Linked DNA regions of Mus musculus: region 1 is linked to region 2. Evidence: chromatin loops called from intact Hi-C (ENCODE). Cell type or tissue: left cerebral cortex. All regions are shown on one strand.

Evidence for each region. Peaks named below come from ENCODE experiments on the same cell type or tissue, not always from the same donor. Only the 100,000 strongest peaks of a DNase experiment are listed, where the experiment ranks them.
Region 1: a loop joins it to region 2, with 7 times the contacts of the local background. A loop is called at or near these places in 21 of 42 quality-filtered maps.

Annotation. Positions count from the first base shown.
Region 1 is chr4:102,586,687-102,591,686 of GRCm38, reverse strand. Pde4b (phosphodiesterase 4B, cAMP specific) reads right to left here. Exons shown (of 15, transcript NM_019840.2): 7 at 763-856. Among named protein-coding and RNA genes, the nearest start is that of Gm52667, 20 kb to the right of the region's middle. In left cerebral cortex, no CTCF peak of the experiment used is centred here; DNase peaks (open chromatin) are centred at 184, 1,843 and 2,800; H3K4me3 peaks cover 2,867 bases; H3K27ac peaks cover 4,367 bases.
Region 2 is chr4:102,508,095-102,513,094 of GRCm38, reverse strand. All of the region lies in intron 5 of Pde4b (phosphodiesterase 4B, cAMP specific), which reads right to left. Gm52668 (a long non-coding RNA gene) reads left to right here. Exons shown (of 3, transcript XR_003955083.1): 3 at 2,768-4,886. Among named protein-coding and RNA genes, the nearest start is that of Gm52668, 4.9 kb to the left of the region's middle. In left cerebral cortex, no CTCF peak of the experiment used is centred here; DNase peaks (open chromatin) are centred at 1,389, 2,043, 2,440, 4,295 and 1 more place; H3K4me3 peaks cover 934 bases; H3K27ac peaks cover 3,049 bases.

The sequences.
Region 1 (5,000 bases), 79 kb before region 2:
GAATCCAAATGTCAGGGTTTCTCATGCATTTTGAGGTACAGATAGACCAGTTCTGCAGTCCTCATTAAAACAGGCAGAATGGGTTCATGATACAAAAGTTCCCCTTAAGAAAATGTAAGAAATTCCCAAGGGTCAAACAAGACCCTGGGAGGAACTGAGGACCACCCCTGCAAACCTATGGCCAGTGCTCTGTGTGAAGTCCCGTCCACATAACTGCAGAGAGCAGAAAACCATCAGAATGAGAAGACAACGGTACAGCTTAGAGAAAACAAGGCCTCTCAGACACCAGCCCTACCCCCTACACACATGCATTCATCTTTAAGAAATAATCCACCAAAGCGACAGTCAATTTTTTCCAGAATATGCTCTCTGGGACTCTGCATGCATGACCCTTACAAACACCTAAAAGGAAAGCTTCTTGTCTTAAACCAGTTACAAGAAGATTTTTTTTTTTAAAGAGATGCTAGTGTTGCTGGGTAAGGTTGCAGACCTTCAGCTGCTCTAGAGGTCCCTGCAGGACCGGGGCAGTAATGAGAAACCATATAAATGCAAGCAGCCCACCATAGCCTGAGGTTCAAAGGGTATTTTCATTTCAGAAATATCTTCTTGCTTATTGTTTTCCTATAGAAAATGACTTTAGCTCATTTTTTGGATGGATTTTTTTCTGCATTTAACCTCACTCCAAATTCACAGGGATGCCCTTGGTAGACTGTAAAAATTCACCCTGCAGAAGCTCAGTGGGTTTTTCTGTTAGCATCTTACCTAAGAACGTGTTTGAAATGTACTCAGACACCTGGTTCCCTGATCTGCTCATCTCTGAGAGGTGTGTCAGCTCCCGGTTCAGCATCCTTTTGAACTGTTTATAAAGAAAAGAAAATGCATTAAGTGTCTGGGAAAGAGCAAACGATTGCTGGATTGCTGTACTTCCAACTTCACTTTCTAGGAACCAAGAGACTGTATCATCAGCCAATTTCATTAGGTTAATGAGGGCTACAATAGAAATCACAATGTCCCCTCAATTTGAAAGCATCCCAATGTCACTGTAGGAAAAAAAATAGTTGTTAAAATCTCTTAAAATTGTTTTCTGGTTGATTTTTGAAGTGGCAAACTCAGGAAAAGAAATTTTAATAAAGGCCAAAATAATGTCACTTGAATTAGGAAAACTGGGGATAATCCTAAAAATATAGTTTGATGTGATAACGTATTCAGTGAAAACAGATTAAGTGAAAAGTTTAAGAAAAAATGAAAAGAAGAGCAGAAAGCATTTTTTTAAAACAGAGTTGAGAAGAACCAGAATTGAAACACATTACAGTACATTAAAATACAAGGCAAGAAAACATGTCTTATTTCATTTTAAGAAGCACCTGTGGGCTAACCGTACATACAAATTAAACCACTGCTCATGCCGTCCACTCCATGAAATACAGAGGGACATAAAACAATCACATTCTATCAGAGACACAGAACACAATCAGATTAACCCACCTTGATATAACCCCAAGAAACAGATAATAAATAGTTTGCCTCAGGCATTTTGGAAGCTCTTCTTGCCACAATCCACAGATCCCTTTGAAAGAATTCAGTTCTAAGAGAGCGGTCTCCAGGGGGATCAGGAAACCTCTGCAGTTCCAGTGGATAAAGAACCAAAACTTAGAAAAGACAAAGCCTTCCAGACGGGTGGTACTCCCTAATCCACAGCAAGCTGGTCTTCATTCACACCCCATCCTTGCAAGAAGCCTATGCGCTCGCTCCCTCCCTCCCTGCTTATTTCCAGGCAGAAGAGAGTAATGAAACCCGGAATTGTACGAAGGAGGAGCAAGAGCCTGTATTCAGCTGGCCGGTTTGAAGCACTTCTTCAGTTAGGAACAGTCCTGGTGCCCGGAGGGGTTTCCACCCTAGATTAGTCCAACTCTGCCAGGGAGCAGGGAATCTCTTTCCCCTCGGGAGCTGTCTGACTGGGAAACAGCCATCTTTTAAAAAGGAGAAGATTAAAATGGAGGAAGCCCCATGAATATTTAAGTAAACCTGAGGTCCTACCCTCCCCCGTTCCAGCTAGGTGTTCTTTAACCCTCTCTTCCTCTGCAGACAGCCCTCTGCAGATGCAGCCTGACACAGCAGCACTCAGCTCTTCTAATTGCTTCCAAGTGATGGTACATTTGATTAATTGACGCCGAGCTTTGCTTTTAATTTTTTTTTTTTAAATTGGAAAAGGTTAGAACTGTAACTGCTTTCTGACTTGGCTTCCAGGGTAGGAGAATTTCTTTCCTACCAGCTTTTGGTACATTATTTGCCCACCAACTGGGTGCCGATGCATTAGTCTCTTTTCCCCGTGGACTGAATGGGGATGGAATTAATTTATTTGGTTCAAAAAGTACTTCATATGCAGTGTGCAATTTTCTGCACTCAGTAAGTTCATTAATATGCTTATTACATCATATTCTGCAAATGGATTAAATTCATAACCTTTCCGTGTAGGGTCCGGAGTACGCTAGAAAATCTGAGATAGCATTTGCTGCATGAACAACGATTTATCTGGCGTTATGCTTATTTGATATTTTACGGCTGTTACGTCTTATAATTCATGCTAGAAATGTCTCAGAGTTAAATTATTTTAGTTTCATTTTAGCAACCCAGGACATGCTGAAAATGACATTCTTTTCCTGGCTCCCCTGCCAGCCTCTTCTTGTCAGCATTACAGTGCAGGCAGTGGGATGCCTTGCCCTAGCTGACTTCATTTCTCCCCACCTCCCCTACATCCTATTTCCTAGCCTTCCTCGGAGTTCCTGTATTGCATGTTGAAGGATCAGCAAAGCACCATGGCAACAGCCCGAACTTGTAATTGGCTCTCTTTCCTGTGAGGCAATTCCCTTTCCAAATGAGCATCCTGCCTCTGACAATAGCTTCACTTCAGGCATCTAAGACTCAGGTCAAACCATTGCTTCCCCAGAGAGATGCCTTTTGAGGTGAAGCGAGGCTGAACCTGAGTCTCTGCCTGTTGGCTCACTGTACCTCCCACTGTCCTCAGAGATACAACCACTGTCTTTCTGGGTATTCCTGCTTGTGTATGTGTGTATGTTTTCAAGTGTAGCCCGACACCTCTGGGTCAATCATTTCTGCTTTTAGACTACATGTTGAACCTCAGTGCAATTTTGAACTCCAGGTGAATTGCATAAATTCCAAGTTATGTGTTAAGATATAACCCTGTCACTATGGCCTCTCCAAGCCATGAAACTAGCTCTTACTGAAGACTGGGAAGTTGGGAAAGACAGCTTAATGAGTACTGATTGGTCTGCTAGTGTTTCGCAAAGTAACAAACTTTAAACTACAGTAAACATATCTTACATAAAAGCTTAGAGACTAATGATCTCGTATCTAATCCTCCACCCCACCCCCTGCACAAAATTTAGCCAAATATAATAGATATAATAGCCAGGCATTTTGGTTTCTTTGATATCTCTGAAATACTTGCAAACATTTTGGAGTCCACTAGGACTGTCCCACCTCAATCAAACCATTCTGTCATGTTTTCAACAAACACCAATGGGACACCTCAAATGGCCATGCAAAGCAGTTGGGGAAAAAGCAAGCAAAAGAGCAAACACAAGTTCTCTTAGGGTTTCAATCAACTTTCATTCTAGAAGAAGAGTCAGACCTACTAGGATCCACCCACTAATCCTCATTTAACAGTCTGAAGAGGGTAAGGAGGACTATTTAGTGGTTTGGTTGGCTGCTCTGTTCAGGAGACGAGAGCAGGCCAAAAATGAATCATATATGGCAAGATACTTTGTTTCCCCTCTGTCCTTCATATAACTTTTCTTTGTCATAGAAACCTGTTGGGATTCGCGGTTCATCAGTCTGTGTGGTAGAGGATGGTGGTTTTTAGCCATGGGGCTAAGTAAACTACACACCTTCTGTATCTTTACAGAAGGGGTCAGTGTGCTCATGCAAGTAAACAGAGGAATACCATCTCCCTTATATCCACGCCTAAATGAATTCTCCTGTGATCCTATTACTAAGGGCAGGCCAATGCATACCAAAAACAAAGTTGTCCAAAGTCATCCAAAGGTAGCCATAAAATACACATGGCGAAGTACACAAATGGAGGTCATCCAGGATCAGAAACCAATCTAGACCTTCTAAATGTTGCTTAGCAACCACCACTGGTTTTCCTCAGCAAGGGAGGGCCCCACCACACTGACTAGGGCAATCATTGCTCTCATTTAAAAAAAAATTATGAAGGGCCCACTTGTTTGGGGGCTCTGAAAGACTAAGAAAGGCAGATGTGGCCTTCTAACAAGACAAAGTCTGATTAGTAAAGGTAGGGCTAGCCCTGGTGCCTGGACTAGCCAAGGACTGGAATTGATATGTTAAGGTGCCAGCTGATGGACAGTTGAGGAACTCAGGATAGATGGGTTTTCAGAATCTGAATCTGGCAAGTTATAGGTAGCCATGACACAGCAATCAAGCCTCAACATGGATTATCAGTCTTTAGAGCTGGCCTTGGGACATCACCCCATCTTTCTTCTGTGAAACAGGAATGAGACAGGACTTCTAACCCACCTCTCTGCCCCAACCTCTCATGATTGTGTGGTAGATTCTAGGGCAGCCTCCTACAGTTTGGGTGCAGTATTTACTAGCAACTAGCTCCTCTCGGAAAAGAAAACTCTTTCTGTACTGCTGAGGTAAGCAGAGAGGGAACTGGAGATGCCTCTGTGTGCAAGAATAAACCACTGGCTAAGGAGACACATATTAGTCGTAACTCAGACCTCCACAGCCTGAGTCGCTTGGAGCCTTCCTGTGGACTTACCCAGTTAGTTGTCTCAATATGAAGGTAAAATGGATCCAGAGTGAAACTATGGCCCAAGGACTTGTGGAGTTGGAAGGGAATGGATTTATTTACTTCATCAAATGCAGTGGAGAATCCACAAATTGGAAGGTGCTATTTCAAAGATAAATGAGTTCCCGTGTCTCCTGTACACATATCTTATTTTTTCTTTAAT
Region 2 (5,000 bases):
CCGAGCTCCTCCGATGTTTCGGACTCAAGCTTGGGCAATCATTCACTGCTATTTGCTCATTCCATTAGTGTTTACTGGGCATCAGTTAGGTTTTACATTCTTAGTTGGAAGCCCAAAACTAGAGGATTTGTCTATGCATTTGAGATACTCATGCTTCGGTTAGGGAAGAAAACAAGATATTTCAAGTACTATTTTTGAGATTTTGAGACACTGATTAAAAGTTTCTGAGATAATAATTGAATAGGACATTATAGGGACATAATCTGAAGATGTCAGATAAGTAGTCTCAAATGATAAAAATGTACATTCCAGATGGAAATGGATAAATCATGTGGTATTTTCTAAATATATACTATATACCAGGCCTTTTATTGAAAATACATGTTTATTTTAATCGTCACTCAAGAATTGAAGAAGCAAAAAAAACATATACAGCCCTGGGAAAAGAGTCAGTGTGGAAAGATAGGAGGCAGGAGGCTGGCATATTTATCTCACACAACCATGAATTGAGCAATGTAGGGGTAAGGCAATAAGGGAGACAAGGACACATGCACTCACGCACACATGCATGCACGCACGCATGCATGCATGCACGCACGAATGCACATACACTCCCACACATGCACACTCACACACACCACCCAAAATCAAAACAAGACAATAACAAAACAATCAATAATGGGGCTTAGAAGAAGCATGCTAGATCAGAAAGAAGGTTGGGTCAGAACGTGCAAACACTGTGGACAACAAACCACGTTGGAAGATGACCATAATGTTTTGGGTACAGGAAAACAAAGTCCTTTATGCCGGGAGAGAAGAAAAGACTAGAAAGAAGTGGTTAAAGGAGCTGGCTGTCCTGGCAATGAGAGAGAAATGGATGAAGACGGTGCAGTTTTGGTTCTCCCAAGCCAGGAACTGCAGAACAAGGGAACAGAGCAGGGAGGACATGGAACCTGGGTCTCCACGTAACTCAAGAAGGGTTACCAAAAGTTTCAAGTGTCTAGCATTTCTATACACCCCAGTGATAAATAAAGGAAGGGAACCATCCATGGACTGGAGGGGCAAGGACTGTAGTAAGAAGTAAGTTTTATAGCCTGCATGGTAGATGAAGGGAGCCAGATCTGAAGAGATGATGAAGGTAGCTTTCTGGCTCTGAGCCTCAGTGGTAGAAAAGTCCAGGTGTGGAGCGAGTCCTTGGCAGACATTCCAGCTGCAGCTCAGGTAAACAGAGCCTGCAGGCATTCCCAGGAAGAGGCAGCTGTGTCCCGAAGGGCTTTTCTCCGACAGGCCTGGAAGCTGCTACGTGATCGGGCTTGAGGCGGGCAGCAGCTGGGGTTTGGGAGGACACAGGCACGTGGATAGCCTCCTGTGGGTACACTGCTGCAGATGAGACAGCCCTGAGAACCAGTTTGTCTTCCTGGCTTCCTCCTCCACCCTTCGCTACAGAGGCTCAGTGCCACAGCCCGAAACAGCTGCAGAAAGATTGATTCAGAGATGAGGGCTACAGCTTTGAGCCGTGCAGAGGCAGCAGAAAAGGCAATCTGTGTGCCTCTTTGAAGGACGCTGTTTGTTTAAGGATCCAAACGTCAAACAACTTCAGTAGCAGACAACAGTGATTTGGCTAGAACAATGTATGCCCCTGAATTAACATCAAGATGGGCTGAACAGAGCAAACTAGAGACTCCTTTTTTTCAAAGTTCAGTATCTTCCTCTATGGTCTCAATTACAGGAGATCCATTTGTGCACAAAACATTTAGGCAATAATATCTGGGTGTCTTTTGGAGTCTACTGTAACCAAAGAGAAAGAAAGGCCGGAACAAAATGCAAAGGGCAAAAAGAAACTGTTTGGAGACAGTCGGCTACAGTGTAAACTTTTCGTTCTCTCTCATAGCAAAACCTGATGGCTGTCTTTGAAAAAAAAAAAAAAAAGTGTCTGTATCTAGGTCCCTGGCAGTGATTTGCCTCTGGGAGGGCCAGCAATCTATTTAATGACTCCATTGACGTCAATGGCATAACTGAAATACTTACTAACATGCATGATTCCAGCTTTCAGGGGGAGGGGGTGGACAGTGTCTCTCAGCAGCGCGAAAACACGATGTGGAGTCTGTGAGGAACGGACTTGGCTCTTTCTGCAAATGCTAAGGGACTAGATGCTGCTGGTCCCCCAGGTCCTGATTAATATGAGGAAAAAAAACTTTTCCTGCTAAATGAAGAAATTAATTCTGAACAAGGGAACGTGGCCACTAATAAGCAAGACCTTATTTTTAGCTGTGTTTGCTCAAGGGAACAGTTTTTACCATTCTCACTTTAGCTGCCTTACTAATGATTTTGCAGTTAGCCATCCTTAAATTTAGACATATATGAAATCATTGCAAATCATTGCAGGCAGTTCAGCGTCCATGTTCTGGGGTAAATGTTTATAGGATGGCTATTTTAGACAAAACAGGCTCTTTCAAACCATTTGGGGCACTATCTTGAGAATTTCCCAGCTTTTCTGGTATAGTTCTATTTTATGACTTCTATTTGTATATAAAGGCTCTTTATATATGGGTGTAACTGAGCCGATTGTCCCAGAATTCCAGGTTACACACATCATACCGAACACTGAAGAAAATGTCTGCTATTTTTATTTTTCCCCTTTTCTTTTTTGTAATTTCCTTCGGGACCTCCTTTGTCCTGAGTGGCCAGGGTCTTTGATAAGATGGTTGATCTTATTTCTGTTTGCCCGTGTGTTGTAATCCTGCCTGACTGTTCTTGCTTAATGCAGAAACGAAGTAAAGGTTCAGCTTGTGCTGGCCTCCCTCTCCAGTCATCTGCCACGGATCAGTTTTCAAGCCTGAGCCATGGTCCTCAGAGAGACCTCTGCCCATATACAGCCGTCCCGCTCACATCCCAGGCCTGGCAGTTCTAGCAAAGCCTTGACTTTTCTGAGCTGTTCAGGGTCAGAGACCATGTACTGAGCCCCTGTTCTATTTCTTGAGCAAAATGTGCATCTGGCACATCTACTTGAATCTCAGAAATAGTCAAAGCTAAGTGAAGATGAGTGAGGAGTCATGTGGAGAAACAGGCTTCCTGAAAGGAGGTCTCTTCTACTCTTCATCAGTTGTATCATCATTCCTTCCAGAGTGGCCCTGAAGTGATGCTAGAAGACATGGCCTCCCTGGAGCTTGGGAAAAACCTTAATTAAGGCTGCTGTTGAGATAGGTCAGCACATTTTGTGCTTTACTGGAAGACTTCTGCTTCCTCATCCTATTTCTCCAAATACATTCTTTCCTTGAAATATATTTTAATTGACTCATGTTGGAAATCACTACAGTTAATGCTACAGACACCCAAGCTGTAGTCTGCGGTAGTCTGGCTTGGAGATCTCCGGGCAGCTCTTCAGATATCTCATCGACATGGTTGGCTGCCATTTTGGATGATCCATGAACTTCTGGGTTACTTTAAAAACAGCTCTATTACAAGTGGTGATAGTCATGATTTGCACCAATGGCTCTTAGTAAATTTTAGATGAAATAGTATGATAGAATACCCTACTCCACACGTTATTCTGGCTGCCACAAAATTCTATACTTGATGTATATATTGTTGTAAATTAAGTCATTTATGAGACTCAGAGGTGAGAGTTTCTAAAAAAAAATATGTTTCTAATCTTTTTGTGTAGGAAAAAAAATTCCTTCTGCAAACGCAGTGATCACCTAGCGATTTATTTTCTTAGTAGGTTCTCTCATGACATAGTCAAAAAAAGCGTAAATGAGATATATGCCCGAGCACAGGAATAAGGGTATGGGGAAAGCCTGGCAGTGGTTACATAACCGCACATATGTATACAAGTTGATTTGTTTCAATTATTTGATTTGGTTTTTCCTTTGGGAAATCTTGAGTTTTCAGTCTTCCATGTTGAATATGTCCAGGTGAAAGAATTCAAGTTCCTGCCTTGTTTTAGACTTAATTTTCTTTTTATTATATTATTTTCCTTTCTTTTTCACTCCTACACAGAAAATAAAACCCCAAGACTTTACTAATTCAAAAGAAAGTGATGCTGGTCTCCAAGTGGAGCGGCTCATAACCTAGGATTTTTACTGCCCTCACGAGGCTTCACTGTGACCTCCCAAATCTTCGCACTCAGGCTTTGGAGCTGCTCTCTGCCCATTTAGTCCTCCATCTTTGAATGGTGGCTTCCCTACTTTGTCAGCAAAATGTCACCTTCTTAGGTTTCATCCTTTCTTATTCAAAACTGCATGAACACATTGGCATACGTAAGGCCCCAACACCTTCTAATTTCAGTAGAGTAAGTGATAAAAACTCTGAAGAAAGAAACAGAAGCGCAGAAGTAAACACTTCCTTCAGACGCAGAAACTGGCTTATTATTATATTTTATCTTTATGAGCACATTCTTTCAAATACAGTCCAACCTTTACGTAGTCCTGGCCAGTTTGGCATTGACTCTGTTCCGGCCGTGTAGACATAATTTACCATACTATAAAGACAAAGAGATGAGAAAGATGTGGTCTCACCCCCAGGAACCCAGGATCCAGTGGGACAGACACACCACTGGGGAACCATTGTGTACCCCAGAATTAAGTTCTCGACAAAATAGGAACAATCATGCTAAAAACACAAGTTGTCATTTCAAAGACAAGACTTTCCTATTGCTCCCCAAAAGCTGAGAATCTGGTCCAGCAGAGAGAAGAGCTGACTCTGATTGAGAGATTTCATCACCCAGTGACTCGAGGTAAGTTTAGAAACTTCAACCAGATTGGAAGAATTCATTGGAATTGAAGAATCACATTTCATTTACATGAATGAAGAAGCAGCAGAAGAAGAAGGAGTAGAAGAGGAAGAGAAGGAGCGTGAAGAGAAGAAAAAGTAGGAGGGAGAAAAGTATGGGAGGAGAAGAGGAGGGAGAGAGGAGAACAAGGGGGTGGGGAACAAGGAGAGGAAGATGCTGCAGGGAGCCATCTTTTGCCATCTGGCTTCTCCTGTTTGCTTCCATTGTT